Linked DNA regions of Homo sapiens: region 1 is linked to region 2. A link is an interaction called in ENCODE POLR2A ChIA-PET data of the cell type or tissue named here. Cell type or tissue: CD4-positive, alpha-beta T cell. All regions are shown on one strand. Each heading gives the region's core, and the rest is flanking DNA. Links, peaks and the distances in the headings are about the cores only. Region 1 overlaps STK24 (serine/threonine kinase 24). Region 2 overlaps STK24 (serine/threonine kinase 24).

Evidence for each region. ChIA-PET counts read pairs that join two places held together with the same protein. Peaks named below come from ENCODE experiments on the same cell type or tissue, not always from the same donor. Only the 100,000 strongest peaks of a DNase experiment are listed, where the experiment ranks them.
Region 1: POLR2A ChIA-PET joins it to region 2 with 8 read pairs; 9 of 35 experiments call an interaction of 5 or more read pairs at or near these places.

The regions. Positions count from the first base shown.
Region 1 is chr13:98,452,289-98,466,259 of GRCh38, forward strand. It overlaps STK24 (serine/threonine kinase 24), which reads right to left. Exons shown (of 11, transcript NM_001032296.4): 7 at 11,403-11,548; 8 at 9,486-9,609; 9 at 8,084-8,152; 10 at 4,880-5,016; 11 at 1-921. The coding sequence ends at 885. It overlaps FARP1 (FERM, ARH/RhoGEF and pleckstrin domain protein 1), which reads left to right. Exons shown (of 27, transcript NM_005766.4): 27 at 1-2,888. Among named protein-coding and RNA genes, the nearest start is that of FARP1-AS1, 23 kb to the left of the region's middle. RefSeq lists a silencer at 6,147-6,441 and an enhancer at 11,429-11,930. In CD4-positive, alpha-beta T cell, for the core only: no CTCF peak of the experiment used is centred there; no DNase peak of the experiment used is centred there.
Region 2 is chr13:98,551,541-98,566,254 of GRCh38, forward strand. The region is part of intron 1 of STK24 (serine/threonine kinase 24); the gene reads right to left. Among named protein-coding and RNA genes, the nearest start is that of STK24, 18 kb to the right of the region's middle. RefSeq lists a silencer at 11,675-11,969. In CD4-positive, alpha-beta T cell, for the core only: no CTCF peak of the experiment used is centred there; DNase peaks (open chromatin) are centred at 5,521, 5,981 and 7,841.

The DNA.
Region 1 (13,971 bases), core at 8,806-13,805, 94 kb before region 2:
CAGTGGCACGATTCCAAACAAATGTCAGACGAGAGCGCTTCATGGGGAGAAACTGAAAATTATAATTTAAAGCTTCATGAGGCAAGATATGTTCCAATTTAAAACACTAAGAAATAGTACCATCGATGAAAAAGGAAATCAACCTCTAGGTGTACCAAAAGGGGCGTAGGGCAAACGGGGAAAATTTGCATTTGTTGAGGTACAAATAGGAGTGTTCTGTAAGAGAGGGGCATTAATTATTAATGACAAACCCTGCAAATACAAAATAAAACCCAAATCACTGGTCACAGAATTCAAAATGTACATGTAATAAAGGCAAGGCAATAGACTCAAGTTATGGCCTGTCGAATATTTACTCCACTGACGTTATCTACAGAAGCACTTGGCCAGTTTGTACACAGTGATTCCTTATGCACGCCGAAAGGGTTTCCGTAAAAATGACATTATATACAAATCTGTACACCCATCCACCAGAGCGATTCTCCAGCTCCCAGAGGGAGTTATCAACTTAAAGCAGGATACCTGAGGTTTCATGTCTTTAGTTGCCTTATCATAATCCCAAATATACATTTCAGGGTTTGTTTTTGTTTTTAAAGACACTTTCCTGGAATATGTGCACTATGGTTAAAATTAAAAACAAAAGTAATAAAATAAAATAAAATGATCGCTGGAAGGAGCTGACCCTCCCCACCCATCTGAGAGACTTCATCTGGCTGCAGCACAGTGAAGACTGTGTGTGTCCCTGGACGGGCGCCTGGCGCTGGGGTGGCTCCCAGTGGCGCACCTCTTCGGTGGAGTCAGCGAAGGCTCTCGTTGACTTTTAAAAAAGGAGGAGGATGAAGAAGGAAAAAAGGAAAAACAAAACCCCAAATGCCAAAGGAATTTCAGTGGGATGAAGTTCCTCCACCACTTAGAGAGTATCTAGGGAAAAAGAGAGAGAGAGAAGTCAACACATGTCATTTCTCATCCCTGTGCAAAAATTCATATAGTAACCAAAATCTTAGTTTTCATAAGAAATTCCAAGTCATACAAAAATAAGTGGAGCAAATATCAATGTGTAAGTCTAATTTTAAAAGAATGCATATAAAGACTGAGAAGATCATGATTCTTACACAAAAACTCCAGAGCATGTCACCAAAAACCAAGAATGGGTTCAGCCTCCCTGGAGAGATGTGAATAAAACGGGAAATCATATCCCTTTTACTTACGATCAATTGTCAAAAAGTGAACATTGATCCATACATGATGACACAGTAAGATTCCAGGGATGCATATGCATTCCCGATGTGAGGGCAGGAAACCCATTTTGGCCATAAAAATAGTGATGCAGTCCAAGAATCTATTTCCTAGAACTGCTTCCGAAATATGGTCCAAAGCAGGAACAACGTGTCTGCACAAAGATGTCTCTCGGGATTTTCGTAATTACACTAATTTGGAAACAACTCTGATGCCCAACAGTACAGAATCAGTTAAGTAAATTATACAAACTGAAATAACAGACTAAAAATGGTAATTATCTGTATTTACATATATATATTAAAGCAATATTAAAAATATGTACAAGTTTAAAAGTACATACAAAATTACAGATTGGGCATCCCTTATCTGAAATGCTTCTGGCTTTGGATCTGGGAATATCCGCATTATACTTACCAGTGTGCAGCCCCAAATCCGAAATCTGACATGCCCCAGAGAGCAGTTCCTTTGAGCCCCATGCTGGCGCTCAAAAGTTTCAGATTGGGGATTTGGGATATTCAGCCTGTATATGTGCACTATATAAGTATATTTACATGAACAACTTCTGTATCCTAAATTAAGTACTATAGAAATTCTAAAAAATCTTCTTTGCACTATAAGGTAGATAAGAGAATTCAGTAAGTTTATGACCTGGTATGACAACAGAAGGCAATGCACCCAAAGATGCTGATGAGATTTGGGCTACAGTGGTGGGATCATGGGTAATTTCTGTGTCTTCCAAAAATTCTACAAGATTGTCTTCAGAAGACAACAAAGGGTGAGAACGGGGTCCCCTCATGACCACAATTCCCTCAACCATTTTACAACAGACTCCAAATCACAGGTCCAGGAGAGATGGCTGAGGATGTCTTTGACCAGGCTTATCTCAAACGTTCCAATCTAGAGCTCCTCTTTTCAGGCATTTGAAATACTTGGCATCTCTCCCAGAGAACAAATGGTTACATAAGGTCCTCCCAAAAGCACACATTAGCCACGGAGCCTAAGACTCAACTATCAAGAAATACAAATGACTAAATCACGGGATGAGTTGATGTCACACAAAAGAATCCAAACATTAATTCCAGCTGAGACAGAAAGGCTCTGAAAATGCTTCAGAGGAGAGGCGGCTCTCATTTTTCCTACAGCCATCCACTGAAACAACATGTTTGGAGCAAAACTGGCAGGAAGTCTAAGCCATGGCCACCGTGGTTTTGGCAGCCATCGGGGTGAACGCTCAGTGGGAGCTTCAGGAGCAGGGAAGGAAGAAGTGGGTACCACAGCCAAGCCTGCAGAGAGATGATAAGCACCTCAAGAGGCAGCTCATCTGAGGACAGAGGAGGAAAGAGGGCACTCCTCATCACAGACAAAGGAAAGAGAGCACCAACTTGGCTTCCCCCATGCATCACTGCAAAGTAAAGTTTTAAACACAACACAGACATCAGGTAGCTACAGACCCGCCCGAGGGTAAATAGGGTCAACCCCAGCCACGATGCCCAGTGAGCACGTAAAATGTGCTGCGTCTGAATGGAGATGTGCTAAGTGTAAAACACACACCAACTCCAAAGACGGTCCCTCCAAAAATGTAAAATACCTTATTGATGATTGTTGTTATTAATGTTGAAATAATACTTTGGATCTGGCAGGTTAAAAAATGTATTGTTGAAACTAATTTCACTTCTTTTTGCTTTTTAAAAATATGGCTACTAGAAAATGTAAAATTCTCTTTTTGTTTGGTTTTTAGAGACAGGTTCTCACTCTGTTGCCCAGCCTGGAGTGCAAACGTGATCACAGCCATAGCCGCGAACTCCTCAGCTCGAACAATTCTGCAGCCTCAGCCTCCCAAGTAGCTAGGGCCACAGGTACAAGCCACCATGCCTAGCTAAATTTTTTTTTTTTGGTAGAGACAGGGTCTTGCTATTTTGCCCAGGCTGGTCTCAAACTCTTGGCCTCAAGCGATCCTCCTGCCTGGGCCTCCCAAAGCATTGGGATTACAGGCATGAGCCACCACATCCAGCAGAAAACATAAAATTCTGTGTGTGGCCCACGCTGTACTTCTACTGGCCAGCACTGGTACAGATCAACTTGCCTTAACAACTAAAAGAAGAGGAACAGAGAGATAGGGGCCTGGGAATGGGAAACGTGGATCAGTTCAACACATACAAGCCACACACTCTGTGCCCTGGAGCTGCCCTGGGGAAATCAAGTCACGTATATAAACAAACAGTTCATAACAATTTCAGGCAATTCTGGACAGTGTGGAAAGTATTGGTTTTAAAAGTAATACTACAAAAGCAGAGAGCAAAATGCCCAACAAGACAGTAACAATCCTACCCGTTTCTGGTTTTGTTCTATTTGTTTTATTATAAAGCTCTTTCTAATGGGAAATAAATGCCTCTAGAATGAGGTATGTGATGCTAAGTTTGAGAAATCAAAAAGTTTGTGTTCAGGCAAAAGATGGGTGACTTTTTAATTCTATTTTCCTTTATTCCTATATTGTTTTTAGTATCAAAGGAGGGAGGGATCGTCCTTCAATTGCCTCAAAATTGAAGGCAGCCAAGTAGATCATTTTTATTTTCTAGCAACTTAAAAAGTTGAAATGTCTTACTAAGAAACCCGAGTTCAGAAGCATAAACGTGAAGTATCAGAACTGTGGTTTTCTCCTGCTGTCCCCACGTAGAGGGGCTCTTCACAGGACAGTAGGCAGCCCCTTCAATCACTTCCAAATAGCAAAAGGGACCTCACGTGTGCAAAACTTCTTTATGTACTGTCAGGTGGGACGCAGTCTCAGGAAAGACCCAGAAATCCCCCTCATGATCACAGAGTCTCAGCCAGCTTTGGGAGGTGTCAGCCTGGACACCTGAAGATGAACTGTCAAGGCAGCAGCACGCCTGGTCCTCCTGGGGGTGTGGAGGACAGCCCAGTGACAAATCACCCTCAGGTCACACAGAGCGGCTTCCCAGCACACATCCACTGCCTCCAAACGCCTGCACTTGTGCCAGATGGCAGTCAGGAGGGGCTTGGTTCCCATGGATACTCCTACAACAAGTTGGGAGGGGGCAGGGAGGGCAAAACTGTCACCCCACTGAGTCCTCACCCATAGTGCATTCAACAGGTGGGGCCACTGGGCAGGGACAAAAGCTCCCTACAGGCTGGCACAGATGAACCCCTACCAAGGAGGCTTCCAGACATGACACACACAGCTAACACAGGGAACACACCTGCGCCCGCTCCCGCTGAGTTGACCACACCAAAGCTGCTGTCATTTCTCACACTTGACTTTAAAGCCGAAAACCAGATAGATAGTTACACACATCTGGCTAAGAACGATCATTCTCTGGCCAATAATTAAGCTGCATAATTAAGAGGAAACAGGTATTTCACCACCACCCTGTATTTATGTGGCAAAAGCTACAAATGCACTAAGTCCTGTGGGCTTTCCAGTAGTTTCCAGATTCAGATCCTTCATTCACATTGATTTCTAGAATTCAGAACAAAGTCTCCTCTAATTCAACTCTGTCTACCCTGAGGCCTGCAAGATAACAGGAACAGACAGGCCAAGAATCAAGTACCAAACTCATCAACTAAGTCCCAGCCCAAGTGCAGGTCTCTCCTTCCCCAGCCCAGAGGGGCCCTGGGTAGTTACCTCTGGAGCCGCTGCACGAGCTGGGCCACCATGGTGTCGGAGATGCCAGGGCACGCCTCCTCCGCTAGGTAGATGGCCCCTCGCAGCTCTTCAATGGACCCCAAGTTCCCTCCGCACGCCTGGCTCTTCTCCTTCAACTGAAAACACACGAACAGGAAGAATGGCATGAAGCACACCAGCTGCAAAACTGGGAAGCATGCTGTTCAAGGAACAACACGGCGTGTGGACCACGACACTACCCCAGCCCCAGGGTGTCCGGGAAAAGCTTTGGCTAGGGCTCCAGGCCACTTCAAATTGCTTTTTTTTTTTTTTTTTTTTGTGAGACGGAGTCTGGCTTTGTTGCTCAGGCTGGAGTACAGTGGCGTGATCTCAGCTCACTGCAACCTCCGCCTCCTGGGTTCCAGCGATTCTCCTGCCTCAGCCTCCCGAGTAGCTGGGATTACAGGCCCCTGCCTCCATGCCCAGCTAGTTTTTGTATTTTTAATAGAGACAGGATTTCACCATGTTGGCCAGGCTGGTCTTGAACTCCTGACCTCAAGTGATCCGCCCGCCTCGGCCTCTCAAAGTGTTGGGATTACAGGCGTGAGCCACTGTGCCCGGCCCGGGTTCCTTTTGAAGAAAGGTGATTCAAATGCTCTGAGAGCAGTTATGTATACACAGGGCAATCATCAGACCATAATCATTACTGTTCGAGGCCAGAACAGAGACGACTAGCTCTCTGTGTGCCTTTCCCAAGTCTCACCGTGATGGACTGTCCTCTCTGTGCTGTTTTCCTATTTCAACCATAACCTTGTACCAGAAAAGCAATTTCAAAGCCTATCCTAAGTTATTCTGATCTCAACACTGCTTACTTCCTAATGTTAATGGGTTGGTTCTTAAACTCCAGCAAACTGCCTTTGTGATCCAGAGTAGAGTCAAAATATTTGATTTCATGTAAATAAGTGGCAGCCTTAAATTCTGGGAATCTCCAGTGTTCTTCCTGGCACCTCTACTCCCAAGAGAAATCACAACAGTGCCTTCAGACACTTCCCTCAGTTGAAGGTCAACTCCAAGTCTCTCTCTGGAGGCCCAAAAACGTGAACTGTGAAAATAAGAGCTGTTCAAGTCAAGATACAGCATGGCTCAGAACTCAACAGAAGAGGCTCTTTGTGATGGACACCGCCTCCTCTTCAGGGAAGAAAGAAACATCTCAGGCGACATTCAGCTTGGTTTTCAGGTTGTTGAACACATGCTGTCATTTCCAAACCCAGCCCTGCCCTAAGAGCAACGGCTTCTCTCTTCGCTACTGAAGGGGCAGGCAGGAACTAGAAGGGTCTGACCTTGGAGGGCCAGTGGGTGTAGAGAGCATTTGTTCCTGAAGTTCTTGCTGTCACAGGGCCACGCCGCCGGCCCCGAGGCGGCCACTCGTGTTTGTCTAGGACTCCCAATCACTTGACAGTATTTACAAGTCCCGAGAGGGTCAGCTACAATCCAGCACTCTCCCTCCTGCCCATGCCCCGCCCCTAAGTCTCAAAGAAGGAGCAAAGGCGGCAGAAGGGCCGCCCTGGGAGAGGGCCTGTCCCCTTGCCGTGTGGAACGTGCTGGACCCATCACTGACTTCAGGGAGCAACCTGACCTGTGCTCCCTGAAGGAAAGCAGGGACGCCAACACCCGTCTCCTCAATGTCCTCATCTGTAAGCATGGGGATATAATCCTTCTACTGGGCTTCTACAAGTATTGTATGAAATAATACACAATAAACACTCTGAACTCTAGGGTAGCAAATATCATTCTTAAAAATACATTGGGAAAGATGCCTGTGAGTTTAGCAATTGGTTACCTGGAAAATCCAGGATATGACGGCGTTTAGGATATGTCCTGAATAATTATGTCAAAGTTGCTTCATGGGCCCAGTAAAAAAATAAACAGCCTCAGGAGAATGAAAAAGTCCATGCACTTTCCCTAACTGCCTGACTGACCCTATTCCAGCGGCCAATGGCAGGGCCGCAGGAGCACAGCCTGGAAATCCCACGGGGCCAACTCCCATGGGACAAAATGAAGCGCAGGATGGCGCTCAACCCGGACATCCTAGTTAGGAAGAACACAGGTGCCCAGAACCATGAGCCAGGGCTGAAGCCAGACATCATCCAGCAGGGCCTCCGCGTGCCCTGTGGCTTCCCCGACACCAGCGGGCTCGGCTACTTCCCACTTGAAGCTGCAGGTGAGGCCTCGGGCTCTGGCCACAGCCCTGCTCCCACCGGGCCCTGAACTTGCCAGGTCAGAGGCCCTCAGACAAACCCTCCAGGGCACCTGCTGGGCAGGGCAACAGGTGAAGGCTTATTGGAGGGCTGGGAAGAGGCACTGGCAGGACCGTGGCTGGCCAGGCACGGCCCATGGCCGGGGGTCCCCCGCTGCGTGACGCAGGCACAGGGGAGGAGAATGAGCTCCTATGACACTTCCTCTCCTGAGCACCTCCCCTTCAAGGACCAGGACCCCTAAACACAGCCGCAGTGGAAAACTGCCCAAAGAGGGAAGATCCCCACGCAAACAGATGCGTGTGTGGCCCACAGTGAGTACCTCAAAGGCAGCCTCAGCCAGGAAGGGGCACAACAAGAAAAGAGGGGACTTCCAACTTATTTTCAAATCCGCTACTAACCAGATGCAGAACAATCTTCATTCTTATAAAGCCTACTTTTGAAAATCTCTCAAAACACGGCCACGGGAGCACTTTCCTCTGGGAGGGAGAGGCTGAGCAGGGAGTGGGCGTGGGGAGGCCCAGCTGGGAGCACAGCACTGCTGAGCAGAGGAGGGACTTCAGTGAAACATGTGGCTCAGGGGAAACCGGAGGACTCCAGGGCATCCAACGTCTCCTTAGAAGAAAGAATCTACTTTTCACATGGCCAGAAATTGGTCTGAGGCAAAGAGAGCAGGCTGTACACAATGAGATTTGCTAAAAAGCAGGGCAACGGGTGACACAGGGTCTCGGGCTGGGTCACTGTCATCCAGTCTACACATTCCAGGCTGCGGCGGAGTGGGCATCACCCAGGACAGGGGAGGCGCAAGGTGGTGCTGACAGCCTTTGGGAAGGCACCATGCAGGCTTTCCGAGCCTTTGCCAGCTTGTCTTAATGTCCCCAACTCTTAACTGGCAACATCACCACTGAAGTGTGTCCAGCTTCTCCTTCCCCCTCCCCTCCCACTCCGAAAAGGCCAGCCAGGTACCTACCTCTGCAAACAGAGGAGAAATAATTGTAGATAAACACTGAGAGAAAGGCCTCTTCGGGATGTCTTTCATCTTGGGGGAGAGGGAAAAAAAGGTCATCAGAAACAGTTGACGTTCACATTGGCAATAATTTAATAAACCTCCCACCTGGACTATGGAAGCGCAGGAGTTGCCTCTACACTTCACGCTGAGGAAACACCCTCTGCGCACCATAACATCTGAAGGAGACTATCGGCTGCCTCTCACTAGACTTCAAAGTTTCATCTGCAGTGACATGCAAAACCCACGCACCGGGGAAACCAGCATCTGGGTTCCATGTGGAAGGGGACTCTGTGTGGGCACAGGCGGTGAACTGCCTCGTCTTGCTATCTACGCAGAAGTGCTTTACTGGTTGGGCGTGGTGGCTCATGCCTGTCATTCCAACACTTTGGGAAGCCGAAGCAGGAGGATCACTTGAGCCCAAGAGTTCGAGACCAGCTTGGGCAACATAGTGAGACCATGTTTCTATTAAAAAAAAAAAAAGTTTTAAATAAACTGGGCGTGATGTCACATGCCTGCAATCCCAGTTACTCAGGAGGCTGAGGTGGGAGGATCACTTGAGCCCAGGAGTTTGAGGCTACAGTGAGCTCTGATGGCACCACTGCACTCCAGCCTGGGCAACAGAGACCCCGTCTCAAAAAAAAAAAAGAGAGAGAGAGAGAGAGAGAGAAAAGTACTTTACTAATGAAACCCTGGAAATAGAAATCAGGTCAAGATTGGCCATTCCAATGGCTGTCTAGGACAGAGACCGAGTTTCTACTTTTGCAACCTCTATTTGGACATTTAACACCTGTTCACTTATCAAAGCGGGACTTGTAGGATCAACAGGGGACAGCCACTGGCCCACCCTGCCTGAAAGAAACTACACCACTATGCTTTACAAGACCCTAAATATATGGCCTTTCATAAATTTAACAGGCATAAAACCAATTAATCAAAATTGTTTTACATAAATATCAAAAGCAATGCATTTACTTATAAGGTCCTTAAAACTCAGTCACAAAATTATGATATGTATGTAAGTAACCGCAACATGCACAACAGTCCCTCAGAGCTATGAAGTCATTTCACGGGTCACCCCCAAACCCCATGACATTGCCACATCGGGACATCCTAACTCAACAGCAGGGCTGCAGAGAGCAGAATAGAGTGGCACAAAACAGACCAGAGGCCAGACTCCCTGGTGTGAACACCTGGATCATCAGACAGAACTAAAGCTCTTCATCTGCCCATCCCCTAGCAACAAAATTCCAGGACAGCTGCCACAAAGGACCCCAGCCGCACCCACAGCAAGCTTCACACACAAGTGCCTCCAAAACACTGCAGACTGAGGTCAGCGTGGCCATTCTGGAGTGAGCAGACGTACCTTATTTCTGTCCAAGTCCGATGGCTGAAGAGCTCCATTCTCGAGATTCTTGGGATCTTTTTCTCGGATTGTGAAGATCCAGTCCCCAGAATCACTGCCCCCCGAGGCTTGGCCATCTGTTTCCCTTAACACAGAAATGCAGGAAATCCCATCAGTGCTCGCACACCTGCTCTGGGGGCGCTGGGACGTTCAGGGGGAGGCCGCCTGGGGACCTCTAAACCCACACCCACCAGCCCCAAGTCCCCACCCATCACACCCTTGTCCAGTCCCTCTGGGATTTCCCAAAGACCCCCCCGCCTCCTCCCTCACAGAGAAGAGACCATCGGGAGGTGGTTCCACAACTCCCTGGCGTGCCAGTGTGTGCATGCCCACCCTCCTCCTCCTCCCGGAGAACACCTCCCCCACCTCCCTGGGAGCCCATCTCTGGGACATCAGCTTCTCTCTGCTGGGCTCCTCCTCTCACCAGGGAAGCAGATGTCCCTGTGTTGGGTGTGGTGGCTCATGCCTGTCATTCCAACACTTTGGCCTCACCTTGGCCATCTCTCAGCCCTGGTTCTGGGATTCACACTCACTGCCTCTATTTGGTACCCTCCACTCGCTCCAAAGCCCACCCGTGTCCCTCCGAGCGCTCCCTCCCCCATCATGAGATGATGGTGTGCTGATCACTCCCTGTCCTGTATGGGCCTCAGAGGCAATGAGCCCCAGGCCCTGCTGATCATCCCCTGATGCCTGTGGCCCCATTAAGCCTGCACCTCCTCCCGCCCCTCGGCCATACCTCTCCCCTCTCACTCACAGGCGGAGCCTCACCCTCACACCTAGGGGCCAGCCTCACTCCCCCACATGCCCCAACTGACACCCTTTTTTCTCTCGGCTCAAGTGACCTCCACAGAGCAGTGGCCCCTAAGCCCGCTTCACCTGCCCAGCTTTCTCACCTGAACTCCACACCTCGGTGCCACTTCACACTGGACGTCTCTCCTGGACAACTCAGACTCACACACGGTTCACCCCACACTCGGCTTCCCGCACCACACATCACAACACCTGGTGCCACGCTGCCCCAGCCTGGAACATTGGCTTCCCTCCTTCACCCAAATCCACCGCCGCGTCCTGGCTCTCCAAACCTCTCTCCAGTCTCTTTCTCTTGTCATCCCTGTTGCTACCCCAGCAATCTCCCAATGGCAGTACCTCAAGAACTTCCGGGGGCAGTGGTCTCAACCTTGGCTTTAAACTGGAATCACCTAGAGACCCTGAAAAACCACTTAGGGTCTCATCCCCGGAAATCCTCATTCAACTGGCCTGGCACATGGACCTGCACTGTGGGCCAACTTTAACTTCTGCCAAGGCATGCACGAGAACAGACGAGTCCCACGCTCGGACTTCCAGACACAAGTCTGCCCGACCACCTCCCCCAGCCCTCCCCACACAAATGGCTCCAGCCCCACTCCGCCTCTTAAGCCAAGGGAATTCCTAGATGCCAAACTTGACAGCAATTCTCAGTAAGCCACTCCTGGTACAGAAGCTTCTACCAGACACAATACAGAATCACAAACACATGCATTTCTGGCCTTTCAGACATCCATGTAAAGCAGTTTCACCTGATCAGGGTTTTACAAACAGGAAGTTTAATGGAAAACAGAACAGAACAGAACGAAACAAAACAGAATGAAACAGCCAGGTCCAGTTCCCCATGCACAGCTCTACCACAAGAGTTCACTCGCAGAAACTCCACCAGCAACGTCAAGAGGCTAAACAACTCCCAAACAGGCCCAGGCTGTGTCTAACACAACAATTGCCACCAACCTGGATTGTCTAAAAAAAAAAAAAAACTCAACAGAAAACGAAACCCACACCAAACAGTGACAAAGACCAGCGGATCCCTCCCACACACATGCTTGGGTCACTCAGGGGCCGACTTACGCGTCGGAATCCTCGGAGCTCGAGTCGTCATGGCTCTGCTCGGCCTTCCATCTCTTGTACCTGTCGATGAGCTCGGTCAAGTAGGAAGTTTTCTTTGCATTGCGTAGTATAAACTTGTGCTTCAATAACTCCTTAGCAGTGGGTCTCTGGAAAAACACACCCAACAATTAAAGTATGAGATGAAGTTCTTGGTCCTACCCCAAAGGACAGACTTCTGCCTCAAAATGTCAACCGCCACACTGACACCTGATGGCTGGACTCTCTACTCCACAGCGCTTCTCACTGCAACTCACCCAAAGACGAGTCGCTCAGGACCTACGCCTGGGCTCTGGGTGCTATGGTGGGCAGGGCACTGTCTTTCCAAGGATGTCCCTAATAAATACATTTTCACAGAAAACTCTGCACAGAGCTTCACAGGGATCATTTAAGAGAGCTTAAATGATCTGGTCGGGCGCAGTGGCTCACGCCTGTAATCCCAGCACTTTCGGAGGCCGAGGCGGGCAGATCACGAGGTCAGGAGATCGAGACCACCCTGGCTAACATGGTGAAACCCCGTCTTTACTAAAAATACAAAAAAATTTAGCCGGGCGTGGTGGTGGGCGCCTGTAGTCCCAGCTACTCAGGAGGCTGAGGCAGGAGAATGGCGTGAACCCAGGAGGCGGAGCTTGCAGGGAGCCGAGATCGCGCCACTGCACTCCAGCCTGGGCGACAGAGCAAGACTCTGTCTCAAAAAAAAGCTTATCTCCTAGTTTATAAAATACTTTATGACAAATGCTGACAAAATATATGTTCTGTGTTGTTTAACTTTTTTTTTTTTTTTTTTTTGAGACAGTTTTGCTCTTGTTGCCCAGGCTGGAGTGCAGTGGCACGATTTCGGCTCACTACAACCTCGCCTCCCCAGTTCAAACGATTCTCCTGCCTCAGCCTCCTGGGTAGCTGGGATTACAGGCCTGCACCACCACACCAGGCTAATTTTTTGTATTTTTAGTAGAAACGGGATTTCACCATGTTAGCCAGGCTGGTCTTGAACTCCTGACCTCAGGTGATGCACCTGCCTCGGCCTCCCAAAGTGCTGGGATTACAGATGTGAGCCACCATGCTGGGCTGCTTTGTTAACTTTCTGTATTAACGTTTGGCCACATCCAACCATATAATAGAAATGTCAATTTGGAATTATCTCAGAGAAACTGGAAAGGAGCCAGGAGATCCCCTTTTTCCTGTCTGCTGAAAGAGCAACTGGATGCGCTTCACCACCAACTTTCCCGGTTTAGAAGGGCTATTTCCCAGGTCCCTCCCTCCCTTCCCTTGTGATTGGGCTGAGGACTTCACCCATGCCCTGGGCTCAGCATGGCCACCGCAAGCAGCACCTGGTCAGCTGCCTGCCTTGAGGATGGCGATAGTGACAGGGAATGTGCTTCCCAAGGAAACCAGCATGGCCCAAATGGGAACAGACAGCAGGAACACCCAAACACCGAGTCGAACCAAGTTCCCACTCACTCCAAATTACAAAAGCTTGATTACAAGAGCCAAGCATGTTTTCAGATTCAAACTCATGAGAAACGTGGATCACCTCAAGTATTCTCCCTCCCTGTCCATCCAAGGGTGAAACCCCAACTACCCCGGAGGTGCTCATATTCTCGCCTCTCAGCCAGCTCCTCGGTAGCTGTGGGGTGGAGCTCTGTGTGCTGGGGCATAAGCCCATACAGGACACATGCTTTGTATGGGAAGACATGCCTGCACACATCTCCACTGGTGCTGGTGCATGATGGCTGCAAGAAACATCATCGTGTAATAAAATGCAGAGCATCGTGGCATGCAGGACAAGCCCCACCACCACCCGATGCTGATGTAGTCATCAAACACTGGTGTGGTGGTCTCAGCCTGCATCTCCTTAGACGTACTTAGAAAATGTTGCATTACCCATTTAATTCCTTTACCAGAACTGGCATATTAGGAAACCATGGTGCTCTTGTAAAAGTAACCACCCATTTTTACATAAGAGTTAAGAAAAGGGGGGCTCAGCTTAGCCTTCAGCTAACTCTGCTGGAAAACTCAGAAACAAAACAAGGACATATGGTGCTACCTCCAACACCAACACACACACACTACTTTCAAAGAAATGTCCTAATTCAGACAGAAAATGAGGCAAAGCCACACAGTCGTTACTGCTGTATGGCTCTGCCAGAGTCTATTAAACCTAAAAAGAGAAAGTAGGCAGGAAGGGGAGGGGAAGAAGCACAGAGGGTGGCTTGGTTATATTTTCTAATCTTTTGTTTCCTAACACATGCCACCTGGAAAGTGAAAACATTTACTTTAAAGACATATTTAGCCATTTGTTTCCAGCTAACCTTTGCCATTATTAAAAACAGTGTAACAGTTTATGGCCTGATCTTCTATAAATATTAAACATTTATGATTCCACATTTAATATTAAGGAGAATATTCTTCAGATTCAATGAAGTATGAGATGGCAGAAATCTAAAAGAAAATAAGGAGATTTTTAATACTTAAAAATTAAAATGTATTTGCAAACCAAAGAAGTCAATCATACTTACTTAGAAAAAGAAAA
Region 2 (14,714 bases), core at 3,522-8,521:
GGAAAAACCTAACCCTTCTCATCTTTGTCAGGCAACCCAAACTGCAGTCCACTCTGTGAAGAGACCCACCTGCCTGGAATGCCCTCTACCCACCAGCACCTTCAGGAACTGCTCAAATGCTGACTCCTCCAGGAAGGGTTCCTTTCTTTCACCCAGTTTGTACCTCTCTCTGGTTACTATTAGCCTGGACTCCAATGCTTGCTGGAATGTCTGCCCGAAGCTGGCCTGTGAGTTCATTAAGGACAGCAGGTATGGCGTAGGCATCTTCCCCAGGCTCCACCATGGTGCATTAAACATAGCAGACATTCAATAAATCTTTGTTGAGAAATGAGCATCATGTCTCATCAGGAGTATGAAAAGCACTTAAGTGCTGCAGAAATTGGATTGCTTGAGGGGTCTTGGTTAGAGGTTCGTGACATTGCTGATGGACCTGCTGCGATAAGGAAGGAAAAAAAAGTCAAATGGCCTTCGCAAGCCTTCTCTTCAGCTCTAAATGTACGATAGTGAACAATCCTTTGCAGTTAAGGGAACCACAGAATCCTTCCTCTCCACATTAGTTACCCCTGGGGAATAAAATCATGCTTCTGTATTGTCTAATTTTTAAACAATTAGTCATGTATTGATTCTATATTTTGAATAAATTAAACTTTATAATAGCTTGATTTTTATTAAAAGGAATCTTTACATCAGTAGGGAGAGGCACTATGGGGTATTTTCCCCTCCCTACAACGACCACCCACAGGAACAAGGATGATGGGAAGGGACGCAGACCCTGGACGCTGGGTACCAAATTGATCAGAAACATGGGAGAAGGTGTGGTCAGCAAGGTGGGGACAGGCCAGCTGGGGACACAAGTGGCTACGGGACAGCAGAGAGGCAAACCATCTGCAGCTAAGCCGGCGGAGGTCTTCTTCCACTCAACCCAGCTGGGAAAAGACTAAGGGAAATTTGAGGCAGAGAAAACAAAGCAGGAGGTCCTCCTTAGAGAAGGACATGCACTCAGCTTTTAAACCTGGCCTCGAAGTGAATTGGGGAGCAGAGCACCAAAAAGAGCTATGAGAACTGCCCATTAGAATCTGACCTTGTGGAGGTCCAGGGTGGCTACCGAGGGCGCCTTGAGAACCCCAAGGGCAGGCAGCTTTCTGAGTGGCAGACCAGCCACGGGGACCCAGGATCTGCCACTCCAGAGAAACTGCCTTCGGTCTAGTCAGAAACCGAAGACGCCAACAAGGGGAAGATGGCATCTGCAGAAAACCACTTGAGTAGGGCCAAAAGGACACGTTTTCAGGATACCCTCACTGATTTCCAGGCAGTGGAACTATCCTGTAGGACGCTCCAGTGGTGGATGCATGTCACTATACGTTTGTCAAAACCCACTGAACATACACCACCAAGAGTGAGCTCCACCGTCAGCGATGGATTCAGGTGATGACAACATGTCAACGCAGGCTCATCAGCTGTGACAAACGTACCACTCTGGCACAGGATGCTGACACCAGGGGAGACCCCGTGGGTGTGGGAGCCAAGGGGATGGGAAATCTCTGCACCTTACACTCAATTTTGTTGTGCTCCAAAACTGCTCTAAAAAAAAATTTATTTAAAAAATAATGACAGCCACCACGGTAGGCTAAGCTCCAGAGTCCCTGTGGGGTGCGTGAGAGCCGGACGGGCACTCAGCAACTCTGGGCCTTGCTGAGGAAAGGGTGAAGGAGGTCCCCAGAAGCCGAGGGGCCAATGTCATCACATGCGTTAGTGTGCAAACCTGCCGGTGGGGAGCACAAGCAGCAGTGCCCAGAGGCTTCGGGAGCTCCTCCGAGTTTTCTCAGAGGTGCTGGCAGAGGTGGAAGGCCACATCCGCCAAAGAGAAAGGAAAGGTGAAGACGCAGACAAGGCGGGCCAGGCCTGTCAGGAAGAGAAATGAAACCTACATCCCTCCACCAAGGAACGAAAAAGTAGCTCAAGGATTCCAGGCACCCAAGAGGCCTCCTTTGGCCTTTTTCCAGTTCTGTTCTGAGCATCACCCAAAATTCAAAGAAAACATCCCGGCCTATCCGTGGGTGATGCTGCACAGAGACTGGGAGGGATGGGAGAGACAACACTGCTGCAGATGCCCAGTAGCCTAGGAAAAGGAGGCGCAGCATGAGAAGGATCCTGCTGCAGGCTGGGCTGAAGGAATGCCCGATGAAGTACAAAGAGAGTTGCTCAGGCTGAAAAAAAGCAAGAAAAAGGAGGAACAGGAGGCTTGGCGCAGTGGCTCACACCTGTAATCCCAGCACTTTAGGAGGCCAAAGTGGGGGGATCGTCTGAGGTCAGGAATTCGAGACCAACCTGGCCAACATGGTAAAACCTCACCTCTACTAAAAATACAAAAATTAGCCAGGTGTGGTGGCAGGTGCCTGTTATCTCAGCTACTCCAGAGGCTGAGGCAGGAGAACTGCTTGAACCCAGGAGGTGGAGGCTGCAGTGAGCCGAGATCACGCCACTGCACTCCAGCCTGGGTGATGGGCGATGGAGCAAGACTCAGTCTCAAAAAAAAAAAAAAAGGAAGGAAAGAAGGGGGAGGAAGCTGATGATGATGATGAATTGGTCCTGGTGCAGTTTTTTTTCTTGTCAATAAAGCATTTAAGCCCCCCATATGCAACTTACTCCCTTTAAAGAAAAAAACTGAAATACAAGGCTGTGAAAAAATAACAACAAACGTCCTCATTATTCCAGGAAACCCCCCAAAGAGTCCATACTTCCCAAAGACATTTAATACCTACTGCTCTTTACAGAACAGAACTTCCTTTAAAACAGGACATTTCACTTTAATTACTAAAATTACCTCTGACTAAAACAGCAACAACACAGGCGCTCCAATGTAACCTGCCAAGTTGTACTCATGGTCATTCCAGACCTCCAGGTTATCTAAAACACTGCACCTCTCACAGATTAAATCAACTAAAAGCAAATCACCTAGATAAAACTCCAAAATCCCTTTCCCCATTAAACCTGGCATTTTAGGCCAGCTGCCAGTGGCTCATCCTTGTTATCTGAGCACTCTGGGAGCCAAGGTGGGAAGATTGCTTGAGGCCAAAAGGTGAAGACCAGCCTGAGCAAGGTAAGACTCCACCTCTACAAAAATAAAAAACAAACTAAAAACCTGGCATTTTTAGAATGCTTAAGTCATTCAAATATTAAAGAAAATTGTTAGGCCAGGCGCGGTGGCTCACACCTATAATCCCAGCACTTTGGGAGGCCAAGGCAGGCAGATCACCTGAGGTCAGGAGTTCGAGACTAGCTTGACCAACATGGTGAAACCCAGTCTGTACTAAAAATGCAAAAATTAGCCAGGCATGGTGGCACACACCTGTAATCTCAGCTACTCAGGAGGCTGAGGCACGAGAATCACTTGAACCAGGGAGATGGAGGTTGCAGTGAGCTGAGATAGTGCTACTGCACTCCAGCCTGGGAGGCAGAGCGAGACTCCAACTCAAAAAAAAAAAAAAAAAAAAGAAAGAAAAAATAGTTTAAGAACATGATCACCCAAAATATCCTAACACTGCTTTTATCTTTTCTTATTACACTTGATTGGTCTAGTGTGTATCTTATAACCTAGCCACCATCATAGCTGACTATAATCATGACCTGCTCTTTACAGAGTGAACGCTGAGCTCATGCCATCCCTTTTCCCCTCATGTATAACTGGCACAATATGCCCTGCCTTCCAGGCAGCACACACAACCCTATTGTTGGATAACCATGTTTAAACTCACTCTCGGCCAGGCACAGTGGCTCACGCCTGTAATCCCAGCTCTTTGGGAGGCCGAGGCAGGCAGATCACGAGGTCAGGAGACTGAGACCATCCTGGCTAATACGGTGAAACCCCATCTCTACTAAAAACAAAAAATTAGCCAGGCATGGTGGCGGGCGCCTGTAGTCCCAGCTACTCGGGAGGCTGAGGCAGCAGAACGGCATGAACCCGGGAGGCGGAGCTTGCAGTGAGCCGAGATCGCACCACTGCACTCCAGCCTGGGCGACAGAGTGAGACTCCGTCTCAATAAAAAAAATATATAAATAAATAAAAACCTCACTCTCAACAGAAAACTCCTGATTGGTTTTAACCAATTAAAAACGTCCTACACATATCAGCCTCCCTGTCTTTTTTTTTTTTTTTTTGAGATGGAGTCTTGCTCAGTCACCCAGACTGGAGTGCAGTGGCGCAATCTCCGCTCACTGCAAGCTCCGCCTCCTGGGTTCACGCCATTCTCCTGCCTCAGCCTCCCGAGTAGCTGGGACTACAGGTGCCCGCCACCACACCCGGTTAATTTTTTTTGTATTTTTAGTAAAGATGGGGTTTCACCATGTTAGCCAGGATGGTCTCAATCTCCTGACCTTGTGATCCACCCGCCTCGGCCTCTCAAAGTGCTGGGATTACAGGCGTGAGCCACCGTGCGGGCTACCAGCCTCCCTGTCTTATGTAAATGTCTTCCTTTCTCTAGATAAGGTCTTTTATCAGCATATACCTGACGAAATGCCCGGATAAGAAATTCGGTCCCATACTCAGGACCCACTTCAGGAAGAACTCTATCTTTCCTGACTTCTCCTCCTTCCCCGGGGAATTGTCAGTCGCATGGCCTGGATTCCCCAACAGGGCTGGCAGGGGGCATGGATTGGCCAGAGCCCCACTCCTCTTGCCACAGGGATCAGTCCAGGGTTAAGGACTATGCTAGGACGCTCAGCATTGCCTAAGAACTTGTGCTAGAGCTACTGAAAAAGAGGTGCTCTTTGTCCCCCAGGATCACATCATTAAGGCTGGGTGCTGCGGGCAGCCGCCTTTATCATCGGCTGGGGCACACCTGCCTAAGAAGTAAGCCCTCACGTTCCACTGTACTGGAAGTCAAGCCCACTGCAGCCCTTTCAGTGCTGTGAGCAGATGAATCTCCCCTTCTTCTTTTTGCTTAAACTAGTTGAGGTTGTTGTTCTTTTGCCTACAACTGAAAAACAACAACAACAAAAAAATCACTGTAACACAATGAGTATGTGCCCCAATGGTGAGTAACAACACCAGCCAGGGTCATGCCAGCCACCCTGGGCCACATCAAACCAGGGATGGTAAAAGCAGCACCACTGGAAGCCCAGAATCACCCACCTGGGTTAAAATGAAAGTCTGCTGGGTTTAACTCACCTAGAGGCTTCTACCCGATTTTTGCAGGTGCAACCAAGACTGAGGCTGTTTAAACAGCCTTAAATTCTGCTATGCAACTCACTGGAAAACTACTTTAGGACCCACTTCGGAAGTGACCACCACTAAACTGGACAAGAGATGCAGGGTCAAAATGATGTATATATTAGGTATGTGGAGCTCAGACACATGATTTGTCTAATAAATTTGTTAAAAGGAACTCCTGTCGTCTAAGAAATTACAAGCTACTCTTGACTTACGACCAGCTGACACACTGTTCCCACTGGTGATCAGCCACCCACAGCACCTCGCACCCCATCCATCCACCTGAGCCAATGCTGCTGCCGTGTGGACACTCTGGGGCTCACATTCAGAGCAGAACCTGCTTTGCCTAGCAGGTAAAGCTAGGTGGAGTAGCCAAGTGTGATGAAGTCTGGGATCTGAAACACAGGCTACTCCCTCTTCAATCACCCTCTGTATAGTGATAACAGCCGTCCCATGTTGCTAGCACAAATGACCTAATTAATCAGTCACCAGACTCAGTCTCTAGCCTGAACTCTTCCACCAGCTCCAGACCCATATTTCTAACTGCCTGTTCATTTCCTCTGCCCACAATCCACTCATCTGAAACAGAATTCCTTATCTACATAGGATCTTCATCTTCCATGCTAGTCATCAGCCCCAAGGACTTGGGTGCGTGGGTGCGTTCATTCGCCCCAGGGCACCTCCCTCCCTCCATCACCATCATCACTGAAGCCTGCCCCGCTCACCCCCACAGCTCCCTCCCTCAAATCCCTCCTCCTCCCCACCCACTGGTGGCACAGTTCGATCTGGCATCAGCTTTTACCTGGGAAACCGCAATGAGACCTAGCTGGGGGACCAGCCTCCTTCCTTTCCAGTCTAACCACCAAACTGTCAACGCCCAAAATGGGTCTCATTCTGCCAATTCAAATTTCCCAGAAATGTCACATCACCTAATAGGCTAAAGCCCAAACCACTCAGCATGGTCCCATGGGTGATAATGACAAGGTAGTCTGGGAGCACTTATTTTAGGACCTGATATGATCTGGTCCTGGACTACCTTCTTCAACATATGTGTCTTGTTCTCTTTCCTTTCCCCTTAAGTCCGGCAGAATTGGATTCCTTGTATTTTTCCAAACACTCTGTGCCATTTAAAGACACCATGCTTTTGAACATTCTAATCTGTCTGGATGCCCTCTGCCTTTAAAAGAAATTCTTCTAGAACAGAGCTCAGCCATTGTTTCCTTTATTAATCTTCAGCCGGCTAGGTCTAGATACTTAATTACCCCCTCCTCTGCGCTACTTCTGAGCCTTATACTTCCATAAATGCATTTTTTCCCATTGAAATGTATGCGACACATGTGCCTCTGCTACTGGGCCATAAGCTCCTTGAAGACGGAGCTGTTAGTCATCTAATCCCAATGCCAGCACTGCACCAGACGTATGACAGATCCCTCTTCAACTCTAAACACCATCTCCTATGCCTTACACATTGGCTGATATACCACCTATTAGATATCTATTCAGATCAACACACATCTTTCTTCCCATAATTAAGAAGGCCTACCGGTTTTATGAACTATTAGGAATACTTTCCCAGCATCCAGCTGAGCAATTTTGACAGGAGGAATCCTGTTTTCATGGGAACTACTGAACCCACTAGAGGGGGTGCAGCAAAGAGGAATGCAGTAAACACCAGAGCGGTACAACACCAGGAGGGCACTACAATGGAGAAGGGGGTACTGCAGGGCACAGCCAGGCCTGGCACAGCCCCAAAGACCAACCTAAACTAACTCAGAAACCTGCACCCAGAAACATAAAGAAAACTCCTCCTCCTCCTCCAACTCTCTTATGCCAACTAGCTTCCTGCCTTCAGAACCAGGAACTTAACTCTTAAGATTATAGTTTACATAGACTTTGGAGTAAAAGGCTTTTCTAGCCTAGCCTCACAACTTAACTGCTATTTCCAAACTCCTTTCTATACGAAAATATGCAGGCGACTAACCAACAAAGTTACAAGTGAAATCGGGAATGTATTTGGGAACAGTCCACATATTTTAAACTTTATTTCTTACAATTGAAAAACTGTGCTTCTTTTTGCATCAAACAATGGTGACCACAGAAGTAAATTACAATAAAAATATTAATATATCCCTAGGCTGGGCACGGTGGCTCACGCCTGTAATCCCAGCACTTTAGGAGGCTGAGGCAGGCGGATCACCTGAGGTTGGGGGTTCGAGACCAGCCTGACCAACGTGGAGAAACCCTGTCTCTACTAAAAAAAAAAAAAAAAAAAAAAAAAAAAAATACAAAATTAGCCAGGCATGGAGGCACATGCCTATAATCCCAGCTATTCAGGAGGCTGAGGGCAGAACAATCTCTTGAACTCAGGAGGTGGAGGTTGCACCATTGCACTCCAGCCTGGGCAACAAGAGCGAACTCCGTCTCAAAAAAAAAGAAAAAAGTGTATTAATATATCCCTGATATGGTTTGGCTGTGTCCCCACCCAAACCTCATCCTGAATTGTAGCTCCCATAATCCCTATGCATTGTGGGAGGGACCCAGTGGGAGGTAACCGAATCACAGGAGGGTTTTTCCCATCCTCTTCGCATGACACTAAGTCTCACAAGATCTGATGGTTTTATAAAGGGCAGTTCCCCTGCACACGCTCTCTTGCCTGCCGACATGTGAGACGTGACTTTGCTCTTCTTTTGCCTTCCGCCATGACTGTGAGGCCTCCCCAACCATGTGGAACTATGAGTCCATTAAATCTTTTTCTTTATAAATACCCAGTCTCGGGTATTTCTTCATAGCAGTATGAAAATGGACTCATACAATCCCTTCCTAGTTTTTGTCATGCGATTAAATGGCCACAAAGTCTACACTTACGTACCATTTTTCGTAAAATAGCAAAGATCTTTACAACAAAGCCTGACAACACTCCCTCTTTTTCTTAAAGTGTACTTCTATCCAAATAGTTTCCATTTCTCACAAAAGTTAAATCACTAAAGACAACCAATCATACCAAAACAAAAATTTGAAAATCTGAACAAAGAGAAAAAGCAAATGAGTTCCAGCAAAATTCAGGAGCACTAACTTCTCATATCTCATATCACTGAAAGGAAAAAAAAAAAAGCCAGGCACTGTGGCATGCACCTGTAGTCCCTGCTTTTGCAGCCACTCGAGGCTGAGGCAGGAGAGATCACTTGACCCAGGAGTTCAAGTCCAGACTGGGCAACATAGTGAACTCCCATCTCTTAAAAAAACAGTAATAATAGAAGTGTAGTAGTAAAGGTCCAGGTCCCTTATCCAAACTTTCAAAATCCAAAAGTCTCCGAAAACCAGCAGTTTTTCCAACTCCTCTGGAGGTGAGATCTAAACTGATCTGAAGCCGGTTGACAGCAAACCCTGAAATGATGTGCAGCTACTCACAGTCTCAGTGCCAACAGGCAGACACCTCCCCTCGACGCTCCAGTCCTCGTGGGTCACTGGGCACAGCCAAGCATCCACTCAACGCTGCTCAACGCTATGGCTCAATATTGCCCCTGACCCACTTATGCACCTTGTACGGGATGAAAACTTTATACAAGGAATGTATTATTTCAATGACTACTGCCCTGCCACTCAAAATGCATACAGTATGATTATGCTGAAAAGCAGACTGGTCCTATTTTGGGGTGAATGTTCATTCAGAGCAGTAATTTTAAGTCATAATATTGGCACTTATCCTGCAAATCTCCTTCTCATCTGAGACTTTTAACTAAATCAACAGGCTGAAAAGAAACACAAGATATAAGAGCTATTTTAAACCAGACTATTTACCATATATTTATAAAAGATTCATCTAAAAGACAATCAAAAACATAATTCTGGCCAGGCGCGGTGGCTCACACCTGTAATCCCAGCACTTTGGAAAGCCGACGTGGGTGGATCATTTGAGGTCAGGAGTTCGAGACCAGCCTAACCAACATGGTGAAACCCCGTCTCTAGTAAAAATACAAAAAAATTAGGTGGGCATGGTGGCACATGCCTGTAGTCCCAGCCACTCAGGAGGCTGAGGCACGAAAACTGCTTGAACCCAGGAGACAGAGGTTGCAGTGAGCCGAGATCACGCCACTGCACTCCACTCCACTGCACTCCAGCCTGGGAGACAGGGCAAGACTCCGTCTCAAAAAAAAGAAAAAAAAAAAAAACCATAATTCAGTCAGGCAGAATTCTAACTGTTTGTCCTCCTCAGGCTCCCACAGCCACTTCAAAGTTAGCCAGAGCCTAGACACAGCCAGGACAGTGGTTCTGCTGTCTTGAGTGAATGCTCACACTCTCAAGGAGTATATGTGTGGACCCCAGTCTGCAGGCAGTGATCCTTGTTTCGAATACAACTGGGCAAGGGGTAAGGTGCCCAGCAGGAGTGTAAGTGTAACACCACCGTGTGGGTATTCTCACTTAGCAACCTAGGCAAAGCAATTAACTACATAAAACTCATTAAATAACACACTGCTTTCCAACAGCACTGCCAGGGATGAGAGGAGGAGAGTCATTTTTTCTTTCTCCAAAGGCAAAAGAAAGCAGCAAGGAGGTCGGGCACGGTGGCTCATGCCTGTAATCCCAACACTTTGGGAGGCTGAGGCAGGCAGATCACTTGAGGTCAGGAGTTCAAGACCAGCCTGGCCAACACGGTGAAACTCCCTCTCTACCAAAAATACAAGCATTAGCCGGTCGTGAGGCACACACCTGTAATCCTAGCTACTGGGGAGGCTGAGGCGCGAGAATCACTTGAAGCCGGGAGGCAGAGGTTGCAATGAGCGAAGATCACGTCACTGTACTCCAGCTAGGGCAACAGAGTGAGACTGTCTCAAAAAGAAAGAAAGAAAGAAAGCAGCAAGGTTATTCTTTCTAACTTGTTTGGCCAGAGCCAAACAAGTATGTATCTCTGGCTGGTACTCCTCTGTCCTAAAGATGGGGCAGGGCTGGTCGGGTGCAGTGGCTCTTGCCACTAATCCTAGCACTTTGGGGGAGGCAGGCAGATCACCTGAGGTCAAGAGTTCAGGACCAACCAGCCCGGCCAACATGCTGAAACCCCATCTCTACTAAAAATACAAAAATTAGCTAGGTGTGGTGGCACGTGCCTGTAATCCCAGCTGCTCCAGAGGCTGAGGCATGGGAATCGCTTGAACCCGGGAGGTGGAGGTTGCAGTGAGCCGAGATCCCACCATTGCACTCCAGCCTGGGTCAACAGAGTGAGACTCCGTCTCAAAAAAAAAAAAAAAAAAAAAAAAAGATGTGACACGCCTTGTATTAAAGGAGGCACAGAAGTCAGTTAAGACAGTAAAACAATCATCATGAAAACCATATGGAAATGTGGGATGATATTTATGACACAATGCTGAATGAGGAACAATATCAACGTGTACCTACATTATGACTGCAATTACTTAAGGAAATGTGTGTACGCAGACAACTGGCAAATAAAATAGGAAGAACTACATACTCAAGTACTGGGATTCTAGATGCTTTTGCTTTAAAAATACTTTAACGGAGATGGAGTGAAGATATTTTTCTGGGTGAAGGTTCCCATTTCTGTACAATCCTCAACCCCCCACTTCACATGATTCTTTTATAGACCATGTACGCATAACGGGGCCAGGGTAGGAAACGGGACTCGCACACCACAGCCGATAAGCAACTGGCTGTTCTGCTGGTTTCCAAAGGCCCTTACTATCACAAGTCCTCCAGCAGAAAGGAACGGAATTACTACTACTCTGACATAAAATGACAAACTCAAGAAGAATTATTTTCGGGGAATTTCAAAAACACTCTCATTTGATTGCTATAGCTAATATTAAGAAATCATCTATGCAACAGGCCATGTAAAAAGTACTGAGGTGTTTATCACTTTAAAAGGGTTCCAGGCTGGGTGCAGTGGCTCACGCCTGTAGTCCCAGCACTTTGGGAGGCCAAGGTGGGCAGATCACGAGGTCAAGAGATCCAGACCATCCTGGCTAGCGCGGTGAAACCCCGTCTCTACTAAAAATACAAAAAAATTAGCCGGACGTGGTGGCGGGCGCCTGCAGTCCCAGCTACTCGGGAGGCTGAGGCAGGAGAACCACATGAACCCAGGAGGCAGAAGTTGCAGTGAGCCAAGATCACACCACTACACTCCAGTCTGGGCAACAGAGTGAGACTCCCTCTCTTAAAAAAAAAAAAAAAAAAAGGTAAAAAAAATTAAAAATAGAAAATAACATATTTTATATGAACGTACCTGCATGCACAGAAACGTCTGTATATTTGGGGGTTGGGAAGCTTCTCAAGCCTTCTCAGGCCTCCCAAGAAACGATTTGCTCCACAACATACACAGTAATGCATCCCAGAGGAAGGAACCAGGGATGCCACTTGGAGAACTAGTTTTCAACTGAAGTTGTTTAAACTATGTGATCACTTTATGCCTCCAGGGAAATGAAATCCCATCCCACAACATCCAAGGCTAGCACCGATGGCCCCAGGTCAATTTTGGGAGTGTGTACCCAGAATACCGATGCTATTAGATGGCACACTTCAATCGCATCCTCTGCCTTTATTCTTCAGAGATAAACACAGGCAGTTGGGGGACCGAGGCCAGGAAATGCAAGTAGTTTCACTTCACAGAAGCTCGTCTTTTCTTGCAGAAGACAAAGCAGGGGAAGGCATTCTGAATGACACAAGTTGTTTTAGAAAGACTTCAGATTCTTCGATAACAAAGGGAAAAAAGAGCGCAAATCTCTGTAACTCCTCTTCCTGATGTGGTCAATCCCCTAAGTCTGTATAATGTGCTGTTTACCCTTGTATTTTAAAATGCCGTATAAAACACATTTCCAGGCTGGGCGTGGTGGCTCACGCCTGTAATCCCAACATTTTGGGAGGCTGAGGTGGGCGGATCACGAGGTCAGGAGATCGAGACCATCCTGGCTAACATGGTGAAACCCCATCTCTACTAAAAATAAAAAAAAAATTAGCCGGGCGTGGTGGCGGGTGCCTATAGTCCCAGCTACTCGGGAGGCTGAGGCAGGAGAATGGCATGAACCTGGGAGGCGGAGCTTGTAGTGAGCTGAGATCGCGCCACTGCACTCCAGCCTGGGTGAAGGAGCGAGACTCCGTCTCAAAAAAAAAAAAAAAAGTTTCCAATTCCTCATGTAATGAATTGTAACAAGCCTCAGAAAAACTACAATGCACTTAAAACCAAAAGCAAAGCCAACAACCCCAAAACCCTCAAATAAGAAAGCCTGGTAAAATCAAAGTGTAACTAAATCCAGTACACCCTAATAACAGACGACATTATTAAAATAAATGGGGGGGAGAGATAACAGAGAAATAGAGATCACTTCTGAATCAAAAGTCAAATCAACTATACATAAAAGCCAACATCCCAAACATTGAAAACTCTACTGATATGAAATACTTTTTCCCATTCTGAAATATATGTATAGTATTACATTTAGTTAAGTGTTAAATACAACAGCTACCGAGAAAAGAAAATCAATTCTAACCAAAGACGGTCATTTCATCAGTGGGAAAAACACCGGCGGGTATGCCCTTCTCTCCCCTGCGGCATCCCAGCACCTGGAGCTAAGAGGAGCTGGACAGATGATACAGAGCTTGCTCGGGGGCTTCCCCTTACGAGGGCTCCCTAGGCAGAGGAAGGCAAGCGGTACTGAGTCTGAGAATCCTGCAGTGGCTGAGCATGGGGAGGGGTAGGTTCAAAGGCCCAGGAACAGGCACTGAGCTTTGGAGGAGCACAGGGAGCTGAGCCCACCCAGGGCAGAGGAGCTGAAGAGCAGAGAGGAGGAAGCTGGGTACTAAAAAAGGCCCTGAGTTTTAGGCTGGCGTCTACATCTGATCAGGAAGTCAGGAGCAGCAGGCAATACCACAGTTAAGAAAAGTTATCCTGACAAATTTGAGAATTATCAGGTTCAGAGCATTTGTTCTAGTTCGGGGTTTTCCAAAAAGACTACTGCACCCTAGATCTTGAGAGATGCACTCCTTATGAAATAAGGTTCCAAGTGGCACGCAGTAGCATAAGCCTGTAATCTCAGCTACTTAAGAGGCAGAAGCAGGAGGACTGCTTGAGGCCAAGAGTTCAAGTCCAGCCTTGGCAACATAGCGAGATTCCCATTTCTAAAAATAAAAATAAGGTTCCAAGGTCAAAAAGACATGGAACACACATCCTCTGCCCCCAACAGGTTTATAAATACATGCTAAAATCGCAAAGGCTCTAATGAGTCTTATAATTACAGGCCTATTCAATTCCCAAAGTTAGGTCAGCGGTTCCAAAGTCAGTCTTTGGAAATACAAGCCATAGGCTGCAAGCACTGATTGTAGCTTGCTCTGCTTTTCAAATGGGCAAGGCTACTGTGTGCTTCACTAGAGTGGGGAGCAATGAGGATTCAGGATTCTTTTTTGATTCTCCAGCGCAGTGGTTCTCAAAGTGTCATCCTCGAGGCGGCAATACACCAGGACACTTGCTCAGAACACAAACTCCCTCCGAGACGCCCAGAATCAGAAACTCCAGGGCAGCAGGGCAGAGCCTGTAGTCTGCATTTTACCAACCCCTCCAGGTGACACTGAGTGGCCTTATATTCTATTAGAGGGCTGGGCGCGGTGGCTCACACCTGTAACCCCAGCACTCTGGAAGGCGAAGGCGAGAGGATCACTTGAGGTCAGGAGCTTGAGACCAGCCTGGCCAACAGGGCAAACAAAACCTTGTCTCTACTAAAAATACAAAAATTAGCCTGGTGTGGTCGCGGGTGCCTGTAATCCCAGCTACTTGGGAGGCTGAGGCAGGAGAATTGCTTGAACCCGGGAGGCAGAGGTTGCAGTGAGCCGAGATCGTGCCATTGCACTCCAGTCTGGGCACGAGAATGAGACTCCATCTCAAAAAAAAAAAAAAAAAATTATATTCGATTAGAGGGTACTTTTTCAGTTATTTCTTCACCATCCAAAACAACACAGTCTGGGCAACACCTGAAAGGCAATGAACAGGAGCCAGTCAGCAGCTCCATGCCCACCCTAAGGAGGTGGGGCTCAGAGCTCACTACAGAGAATGGAGATAAAGGAACAAGGAAAACATCTGAAAGTCCAAGTCACCGCCCCCCACACCCACAATCCTAAATTCCAGGAAGCCAGTTAAAAATAATCCAGGAACAAGTTTCCCGATCAGGAGGAGTGCACAGACAGCGCAGTGCCAGCCCGGTGGGCTGAAGGCCCAGGGCTCCCTCTGCTCCAGCACCAGGCGGTAGGCATGGGGGTGGCAGCCAAGGTCAGCTACCTCCTCTCACGCAGACAACCGCCACCAAGAAGGCCCAGCCCCTCCGGCACAGGACCACAAGGACCCACACCGCCAGCTGCCCACCTTGCTGTGCCAGGCACGCTGCCAGCCAGAAGCACGCCAGGCTATGGGGGAAGGACCTGCCCTCAATGAAATGGAGATTTTTCTTTTCCTCAAAAAAAATGAATAACAATGAAACATGAACACACTCTTCTTTAAAGGTTAAAAACA